Linked DNA regions of Homo sapiens: regions 2 and 3 are each linked to region 1. The links are chromatin contacts, found by Hi-C or POLR2A ChIA-PET in ENCODE. All regions are on one chromosome and are shown on one strand. The core of a region is the stretch at or near the end of the contact, and the rest is flanking DNA. Distances in the headings are between cores, read along the strand shown.

The links. A loop is a pair of places that touch in the nucleus more often than their neighbours do. ChIA-PET counts read pairs that join two places held with the same protein, here RNA polymerase II (POLR2A). Pooled maps may share reads with other maps.
Region 2: a loop to region 1 is called in a pooled map, with 2.8 times the contacts of the local background. The contact joins the enhancer-like site here to the promoter of SP140L in region 1. A Hi-C loop is called at or near these places in 5 of 50 pooled maps.
Region 3: a pooled map shows a loop between it and region 1 (4-fold over the local background). The contact joins the enhancer-like site here to the promoter of SP140L in region 1. A Hi-C loop is called at or near these places in 1 of 37 single-sample maps with no recorded cell type and 8 of 50 pooled maps. POLR2A ChIA-PET finds 5 or more read pairs at or near these places in 4 of 52 experiments (CD4-positive, alpha-beta T cell, Panc1, activated CD4-positive, alpha-beta memory T cell and 1 more).

The regions. Positions count from the first base shown.
Region 1 is chr2:230,325,743-230,328,962 of GRCh38, forward strand. It overlaps SP140L (SP140 nuclear body protein like), which reads left to right and starts at 1,451. Exons shown (of 19, transcript NM_138402.6): 1 at 1,451-1,559; 2 at 3,015-3,089. The coding sequence starts at 1,528. RefSeq lists an enhancer at 1,125-1,594.
Region 2 is chr2:229,998,798-230,002,017 of GRCh38, forward strand. The region is part of intron 3 of FBXO36 (F-box protein 36); the gene reads left to right. Among named protein-coding and RNA genes, the nearest start is that of SLC16A14, 69 kb to the right of the region's middle. Within about 2 kb of position 1,659, at least 2 of the 41 ENCODE cell types and tissues checked have a DNase peak (open chromatin) inside an H3K27ac peak, as active enhancers do.
Region 3 is chr2:230,642,049-230,645,268 of GRCh38, forward strand. No RefSeq gene overlaps it. Among named protein-coding and RNA genes, the nearest start is that of LINC01907, 57 kb to the right of the region's middle. RefSeq lists an enhancer at 2,415-2,584. Within about 2 kb of position 1,608, at least 14 of the 41 ENCODE cell types and tissues checked have a DNase peak (open chromatin) inside an H3K27ac peak, as active enhancers do; they include CD4-positive, alpha-beta T cell, where a contact is called at or near this core.

The DNA of each region.
Region 1 (3,220 bases), core at 201-2,700:
TATTAACTCATTTTGGGGAAAGCAGGGCACCAGTAGAATCAGGGTAGAAACCCCCCACCCTCGTATTTTCAAATGTACCTGAACAAGCATTCACAGCTTCCAACTATTGTGCAATAAACAGCAAAAAAAAAAAAAGTCCTTGAACCAAAATTGTCCTTAGCTGCTCTGCCCTCTAAGATGGGGCATAGTTTACATGGGAGTTGGGGGAGGACTCCATGTTTGCCCCTTCCCCTTGCTGAGATGGCTGGGGGTGGGGGCTGGAAAAAGTTGGATTCAGCAGAATGTAATTTGGAAAACATGGCTCTGGAGCACCATCCCCTCTGGCCCCTGAATCCTCACCAGCTTCCACCCTCTGCTCACCTTGGGCCCTGGATTCCAGCGCCCCCAGGCTCCCAGCTGCCTCCCTGTCTCTGCCCCATGGTCCAGCCTGGAGTTCTGGTCCCTGGTTGTGTCCTGTGGCCCCATTCTCATGCGCCCTTTGCTTCTATTTCTTTACCTATGACTTTATACTGATGTAAAGCGAGTCTTCTCGGTCGCTTCTTGTTCTCTGAGGAATGTTGAATCAGAATCTAAATGGAAAATCTGGGAAGAGATAGAACCTCCCGCGGGAGCCACCCTGCCCTTCCATGTCTAGATCATCTGGGTTCCAACCTCCATCCTCCTCCAATGAGAAGCTTTTGTTCTCTCAAGATTCCAGTGACTTCTCCGAAGCTCTCTTCATCCCTGGCTGTTCCAAGGTGGCCCCATAGTCAAGATTCCTTAAACCCTTGCCCCTTAAAATGTTTGCCTTTCTTACCATGCTGGCTCCAGCCTCTGGTCCCAGGGGTGTGGAGAGTTCTCTCTTACTTCTGGCTGATTTCCAGGAAGGCTAAGAACACTCTCCCCAGGTTATAATGCTGAGCATTTTGGTTCTCTCCAGCCCTGGGTCCCCATGTCAGGACCTACCTTAGTCCAGTCCATGCTCTCCCATGGGCCTGAGAGAAGATTTGAAGTTTCTGGCTTTCCCTCCAACCCTCCAACTCTCACCCCCAGCCATTTCAGCAAGGGGAAGGGGCAAACATGGAGTTTTCCCCCCAACTCCCATGTAAACTATGCCCCCTCTTAAGAGGGCAGAGCAGCTAAGGACTATTTTGGTTCAAGGACATTTTTTTTTTTTTTGCTGTCCATTGCACAAGCAAGTGGACTCCCGGAAGCCAGCCCTGCTCGTCCTCTGGGCCCTCCTTTCCCTGGTCCTGCAGGTCTTGCTGCTTGTCAGGCCTCTCCTCCAACCGTCTGCCACATTTCAGAAAAGCTGAGAACCCCTTGGAGTGAAAAAGGAGGAGAAACACGGTGTCTGTATCCCAGCAGGAAGTTAAATAAATACTTTCACTTTTCTTTTCCCCATTTGGGCAGAAATCTGTGAGGGTGAGTCAGTCTGTCGGCCGACTTCCTGCTCCGGGTCAGGGCAGCCACACTGCACGCAGGCTGGGCCGACTGGGGAGCTCATAGGCCAGGCTCTGACACCCAGGCAGGGCCTAGGGTGGGACGATGGCAGGTGGGGGCAGCGACCTGAGCACCAGGTGAGTCTTTATCTCTCTTCCTTTCACCTTTATCTCTGGCAGTATTGGAGCTTTCATGCCTGTAGTTCAGTTTCTGTCTAAAGCTTCAGTTTAGTCCTGCTTTGCAAGAACATAGGTAGGTAGTGTAATATAATGGAATAAAAGAGAATGTAATAAGGAAATCAGATTTTTACAACTGCAGCAGGACAGCTGTTTGTGTGAGTCCAGCTTGCCATAACACAGATGACTTTTCTTGTTTTGAAACTACTGCTCAGCTGGCGGGGACACTCTGAACAGTCGTTTCAGTCATTTGTGACTGAGAGTTATTATTTCCTCATGAGAATGAGGAACACAAATTATATGTTTGTGTTTCAACAAACATTTCCTCATGATCTCCCAACCCTTTCACATCCCTCTGCCCTCTCTACCTTCACATATGTCATGTCAAAGAAGGTAGTTTGGAAATAGACACTCCAGGGTAAACAGCTGGCTTACTTTTAAACATTGGAAACTGTGGTTTCACCTGTCTTGGCAAGGGGCCTCAGTCAGCTTTGGGGCTATTTCCTTGACTGACTCAGGGTGTGAGTTCTGATACAATTGACCTTGATCCAAAGAAGGAAAAAGAAGAAAAAGGCCCAGGATGGCAGAAAGCTAAATATTTTTATTTTTACTTCAATTTCCTGTCCCAAGATGGGGGATGCCTCTGACCAGAAAAGAGATGGAAATCCTATCTTTTCTCTAGTAACGAGTTTATAAATAACATTACGTAATCTTTTTATTTTATTTCATTTTTTTGAGACAGGGTCTCACTCTGTCAACCAGGCTGGAGTGCAGTGGCACAATCCCGGCTCACTGCAACCTCTGTCTCCTGGGTTCAAGCGATTTTAATCTTTTAAATTTTTTAATACAAAAGAAATACATTACATTCTTACTCATAAAATTTCAAACAGTGGAGAAGTGTATAAACGAAAAAGTCTTCTTCACCACTCACTTCGCCTTGTAGCTTCCTTTCACAGTCTTGTGAAGAGTCTTCGGCATAACTTTTCTCATATTTTTCGATGCATTTACGTGTATGAAGTATGTTTTTGTAAACATATAATTTGTGTTCTCGTTTTGTAATAAATGGAATTACATTGTGCGTGCTATTCTGCATTTTGCATTTCTACTCATTTTAATGGTGGAAATCTTAGAGATCTTTTCACCTTAATGCATATAGATCTACCTCACTCTTTTTACATATACTATTCCATAGAATTTACATAGCATAATTTTTTAACCATTCTCCAATTGAAGGACATTTAGATTGTTTTAAATTGTTCACGTTTATCAATAAGCTATAATAATGATTATATATTTCTCTTTTTTTTGCACATATGCAAGTATTTCTCTTGTGCCTAAACCTTAAAAAGTGGAATTGTTGAAGCAAAGGGTGCTGTTATTTACTTGTTTATAGATCCTGCCAAATTGTCTTTTTAGGGGGCTGAACGGAGGTGTTTCACAAGTAGCAAATGAGATGAACCATCTTCCTGCACACAGCCAAAGTCTGCAAAGGTGATGAAGAATTACAATTTGTTTTAATTTGTATTTTCCTGATAATGTGGAAAGCTGAACAGCTTTTCATGTTTCTTGGCCACTGAAATTTCCTCTTCCATAATTTTTTTGTTTATTTTTTGCCAATGTGA
Region 2 (3,220 bases), core at 409-2,908, 330 kb before region 1:
TAATTTTTTTTTTTTTTTTTTTTGAGACCGAGTCTCTGTCTGTCGCCCAGGCTGAAGTGCAGTGGCGCGATCTCGGCTTACTACAAGCTCTGCCTCCCAGGTTCACGCCATTCTCCTGCCTCAGCCTCCCGAGTAGCTGGGACTACAGGTGCCCGCCACCACACCCGGCTAATTTTTTGTATTTTTAGTAGAGACGGGGTTTCACCGTGTTAGCCAGGATGGTCTCGATCTCCTGACGTTGTGATCTGCCCGCCTCAGCCTCCCAAAGTGCTGGGATTACAAGCGTGAGCCACCGCGCCTGGCCAAAAATAATTTTAAGTAATGTAATTTTTTTTTTTTTTTTTTTTGAGACAGAGTCTTTCTCTGTCGCCCAGGCCAGAGTGCAATGGCATGATCTCCGCTGACTGCAACCTCCGCCTATTGGGTTCAAGTGATTCTTGTGCCTCAGCTTCCCGAGTAACTGGGATTACAGGCACCCACCATCATGCCCAGCTAATTTTTATATTTTTAGTACAGACGGGGTTTCCCCGTGTTGGCCAGGCTGATCTCAAACTCCTGACCTCAGGTGATCCACCCACCTCGGCCTCCCAAAGTGCTGGGATTACAGGTGTGAGCCACCGCGCCCGGCCTTAAGTAATATAATCTGTATTATAGTACTTAATATATTCCTTTTGAGAGTGTGTGTGTGTGTATATATATATGTATATATATATATATATGTATGTGTATATATACACACACACACATATTTAATTTTTAAAAGAGAGGTGGGATTTCATTGTGTTGCCCAGGTTGCTCTTGAACTCCTGGGCTCAAATGATCCTCCCACCTCAGCCTCCCAAAGTGCTGAGATTACAGGTGTGAGCCACCTTCCTGTCCAAATATATATATGTATATATATGTATTTTTTAACTTATATTTTGGGTTCAGGCATACATGTGAAGGTTTGTTACACAGGTAAACTCATGTCACAGGGTTTTTTTGTACAGATTATTTAATCACCCAGGTTAATTATTAAACCCAATACCCAATAGTTATGTTTTCTGCTCCTCCTCTTCCTCCCACCCTCCACCCTCAAGTAGACACCAGTATCTATTGTTTCCTTCTTTGTATTCATAAGTTCTCATCATTTAGCTCCCCAAAATATATTTTTTACTTGATTTTCCTACCTAAAAATGGAAAGCTGAAAACAAGTACTATTGTATATATTTTTGCCATTAAATAAGTATCCTAAAGTTGAAATTTTGTGCTTGGTGCTGATAAGAAGCTGATTATTAGGGCCTGGCACGGTGGCTCACACCTGTAATCCCAGCACTTTGGGAGGCCGAGGTGGGTGGATCACCTGAGGTCAGGAGTTTGAGACCAGCCTGGCCAACATAGGGAAACCACATCTCAACTAAAAATACAAAAATTAGCTGGGCCTGGTGGCACAGGCCTGTAATCCCAGGTAGTTGGGAGGCTGAGGCAGGATTGCTGCTTGAACTCAGGATGTGGAGGTTGCAGTGAGCCAAGATCACACCACTGCACTGCAGCCTGGACAACAGAGTGAGACTGTCTCAAAAAAAAAAAAAAAAAAAAAAAGAAGCAGCAGCAGCTGATTATTCATACTTTAAATGAAAAGAGAATTCTACGTAAATAAAATATGCAAGTGGGGATCTAGCAAAAGTTTCTGCGCTGTTGCAGGGCCTGGATTTGATTTTCTATCAAATCCTTCCATTTACTTTCAGTAAATTTCTGCTCCTGCAAGTAAATGGAAGGATTTGATAGGAAACAGCAGCAAGTGAGTGGCTTCTGGTAGTTATTTCTCACGCTGAGCGGCTGCCTTCTCTCCAAGTTTTACTCACTTCCACTATTACTTTCACTCTTAGTGTCCTGCTATTATTTCAGTGCAGTCTTGAAAACATTCTCCATAATTTAGCCAGTGCTCTGAAGTAGGTCTTCTCTAGGTTGCTGATTTCAGCCCTGAGCATCTTTACAGAGCAGAATTATTAGAAGATGGAACATGACTCAGGGCTGCTGCTTTTATTCTCCCCGCATAACATTAACCACTTTTCTTTTTTTTTTTTTTTTTTTTTTGAGTCAGAGTCTCGCTCGGTCACCCAGGCTGGAGTTCAGTGGTGAGATCTCAGCTCATGCAACCTCCACCTCCTGGGTTCAAGGGATTCTCCTGCCTCAGCCTCCTGAGTAGCTGGGTGGGACTACAGGTGCTTGCCACCATGCCTGGCTAATTTTTGCATTTTCAGTAGAGACTGGGTTTCACCATGTTGGCCAGGTTGGTCTTGAACTCCTGGCCTCAAGTGATCCACCTACCTCAGCCTCCCAAAGTGTTGAGATTACAGGCGTGAGCCACTGCACCCAGCCAACCACTTTTTTTCTTATTTGCACACAGGGAAAGAAGGAAAACCACTTATTTCTGTTGTCAATCTAAGTTTTATCTCTGTTCCATTTACCTGTTACACACTTCATTTATAAGTTATTTTCTTTTTCTTTTTTCTTTTTTTTTCTTTTGAGACAGAGTCTCGCTCTGTTGCCCAGGCTGGAGTGCAATGGCACCATCTCGGCTCACTGCAACCTCTGCCTCCTGGGTTCAAGCAATTCTGCTGCCTCAGCCTCCCGAGTAGCTGGGATTACAGGCACCCACCACTGTGCCTGGCTAATTTTTGTATTTTTAGTAGACACGGGGTTTCGCCATGTTGTCCAGGCTGGTTTTGGACTCCTGACCTCAGGTGATCCACCTGCCTCGGCCTCCCAAAGTGCTGGGATTGCAGGCATGAGCCACCATGCCCAACCTTATAAGTTATTTTCATTTAACTACTTTATTAATGAAAAAAAGGCTTCCTTTTCAAATTCCGGGGGACAAGTTTATTACCAAATTATTTGTGTCCAGTCCAGCTCCTTCCTCTTTACCTCAGGGAGGGAGTTGCTCCTCTCCTGCTCAAGATCAGTGCTACCTGACACGTGGTTCCAGGGCCTACTCCTGGGAATTTCACTTATTTCCTTTCTCTTCTGTTTGTTATTGTTACTATTATTGTTTTTTTAAGAGACAAAGTCACTCCATCACCCAGGCTGGAGTGCAGTGGCATGATCTCTGCTAACTGCAATCTCCGCCTCCCAGGTTCAAGCGATTCTCATGCGTCAGCCTCCTGAGTAGCTGGAATTACAAGTGCAAGCCACCACACCTGGCTAATTTTATTTTATTTTATTTTATTTCTGTATTTTT
Region 3 (3,220 bases), core at 358-2,857, 320 kb after region 1:
TTTACCCCTTCTGCATACAGGAAACCATTGAGATGGCTTAGCCAATCAGCATTTTTTATTTTATCCTCCATAAGTCGTTGGTTTGGAGGTGGACACATCTTTAACTGGGCCGATCGGAGTGGCTCTCAGCACTCTCTCTTAGAATAGTGGGACAGAGGGCTCCTCGAGAAGGATGTGAGCCACTAGACATGAACCAGAAAGCATAAGGCTTGGATTACATCTGGCAACAGCCATCTTCAGATGCAGCCAACAGGGTGGGCAACAGAGCAGAGAGACTCAAAGGTCCTGGGTCATGGGAGATGTCTTAAAACCGCAAGATCAGTCTGCCCTGAAACATTGAATGTCTTACAGTCAAAGGCTTTATAGTTAAACCAGTTTAACTGAGATCTGGCATTCTTGCAGCCCAAAGCTTCCCAGCTGACAAGCTGGCAACACAGGGCAGATTGTACCATCTCAAGCCAAGTGAGGGGCTTTAAAAGAATCCACTGGAGGCTGGCTGCAGGGGCTCGTGCCTGTAATCCCAGCACTTTAGGAGGCTGAGGCGAGTGGATCACCTGAGGTCAGGAGTTCGAGACCAGCCTAACCAACATGATGCAACCCCATCTCTACTAAAAATACAAAATCAGCTGTGCATGGTGGCACACGCCTGTAATCCCAGCTACTTGGAAGGCTGAGGCAGGAGAATCACTTGAACCCGGGAGGTAGAGGTTGCAGTGAGCCAAGATCACGCCATTGCACTCCAGCCTGGGCTACAGAGCGAGACTCCATCTCAAAAAATAAAAATAAATTTAAAAATTAAAAAATAAGGAATCCCTTGGAGAGATAGACACGAAGGACTCGGGACTGAAGCCACACCCAAAGAATCTATAGCCTGGAGGCCATGGCTGGAACTCACCCTGCTTGGCAAATACAGGAAGAGACATGACGGTGGTGGAAAGGGCCTGCACTTCCAGAGCCTGGTGGGACAAGGATGGATGTGCATCTCCCAGAGGCCAGAGATGGGCTCGCTGAAAGGAGCTGGGCCAGGTCTCCTTGAGAGAGACTCTGCCCAGGAGAACTTGCTGCAAGTAAAGCAGGGGAATGAACCAGAAAGCAGGGACCCTGCATTGGTGATCAATTGGGCAGCAGGAGGTGTCATCCAGTTCCCTGGAGTTCCCACTTAAAATTACAACAGAGCAGGTCAACCAAAGCCCTTCCTGCCCCTCACCTCTCTTCCCCTGCCCACTCTAGTCCTGCAGAGACCAAAAGAACAGGTGGCGAAGGAGACCAGAGGTTGAGAGTCAGAAAAGCGATCAGACCACTCCCCACAGTTCCTGGACTAAGACAGGCCCCAGCTGAAGCAGGGTAGAGGGCGTTAGTAGGATAAAATATTGAATATTAGAAGAGATAAGACTTTTTTTAATTATTAAAAGGAGTCTGTTCTTATAACTAAAAGGTCCTGGAAAAACTGTGGGCCATCCCCAGATTTTAACCAGGTCTAGTGAGCACTGTTGTGCCCACATCCCGGGCATTCAACCTACGCAGGAAGGCCTTGTATTGCCAATACCCGAGCCTCTGCCCAACAGCTTTTATCTGGCCAGGGAGGGTGCTCAACGCTTGAGCAAGGCAAACAGGAAGTGCTGGAGTGGTCAAGTGCCTGGAAGTAGTCTTCAACCAAGGAGGGACAGGAAGTCATTGGGTAAGTACCACAGCTTCCTGCCCCTCAGTCGGGATAATGCTGTGACCTCTGGTCTGAAAACTCACTCTTTAATGGCCCATTCCCTTTCCTATCTTACTTCCTCACTATTTATACCCAGTTCACGTCTCAGGGTCTGTTTCCAGGGACACCCAAACCAAGACAGCAGAAATAGACAAGATGATGTCAAACAGCAGGTTTGAGTGGGCAGGAGGGCAGGGGACACGGGAGCGGGGGTGGGATGTTTCCTGTCACTTGTCTATCCAATAAACCAATCACTCAATTATTTTACTCATAATCAAGTTTCCTGCCTAAAACCTGGGGACAAGAGGCAGTGGGAGTTTTTCATTCTCTTCTGCATGTTCACCACATCTTGAAACTGAAGCTAAATACAGTTAGATACTCATCACATGGCTCTTCTGACTTCTTCCTGCCTCTTGAACTTTCCGTTTCCTCCCATGGTGCCTTTAAGAGTGGGGCAAAGTGCATACAGGGCTCGAGCTCACATGAAGTGAGCTTATAGAGCTGGGGTACTTTGGCTGATCTACGTCAGGGTAGCTAGTTTCCAATAGCCCAAGGGCCTTACTTTGTTTTTTCCTTTTTTAAAAATTAAAGTGTAATCTACCTACAGTAAAATTCAGTCTTTTTTCTTTTTTTTTTTCTTTTTTGAGACAGGGTCTCACTCTGTCACCAAGGCCAGAGTGCAGTGACACCATCCTGGCTCACTGCAGCCTTGACCTCCCTGGGCTCAGGTGATCCTCCCACCTCAGGCTCCCGAGTAGCTGGGACCACAGGAGCTCACCACCACACCCAGCTAATTTTTGTATTTTTAGCAGAGACAGAGTTTCACCATCGTGGCCAGGCTGGTCTCTAACTCCTAGCCTCAAGTGATCTGCCCACCTCGGCCTCCCAAAGTGGCGGGATTACAGGCATGAGCCATGGTGCCCTTGCGCCCTACCCTTTCTGATAGTTTCTCAAGTGCAGGAGTAGGGTGAGGCAAGAGAAGAGGAGAGTGAATGCCTCCTCACAATTTTGTGTCTTAGATACCTCTCTTGCCTCATTCCAGTCCCAGCCCTGGTTGTTCTACATAATACTTCCTTAAAATTTTTTATTTCTGGAGCATGCATGGTGGCTCACACCTATAATCCCAGCACTTTGGGAGGCGGGCAGATTTCTTGAGCCTAGGAGTTCAAAACCAGCCTGGGCAACACAGAGACCTTGTCTCTACAAAAAAATCTTAAAAATTAGCCAGGTATGGTGGCACACGCCTATAATCCCAGCTACTCAGGAGGCTGAGGTGGGAGGATCACTTGAGCCCCAGAAGTTGAGGCTGTAATGAGCCACGATTGCACGACTCCAAAAAAAAAAAAAAAATCATTTCTGGCTGGCACAATGGTGCACACCTGTAATCTGAGCTATTCAAGAGGCTGAGGCAGGAAGATTGCTTGAAGCCAAGAGTTCAAGACTGCAGTGTTCTATGACTGTGCCTGTAAAGAGCTATTGTACTCCAGCCTGGGCGATACAGCAAGACCCTGTCTCTAAAAT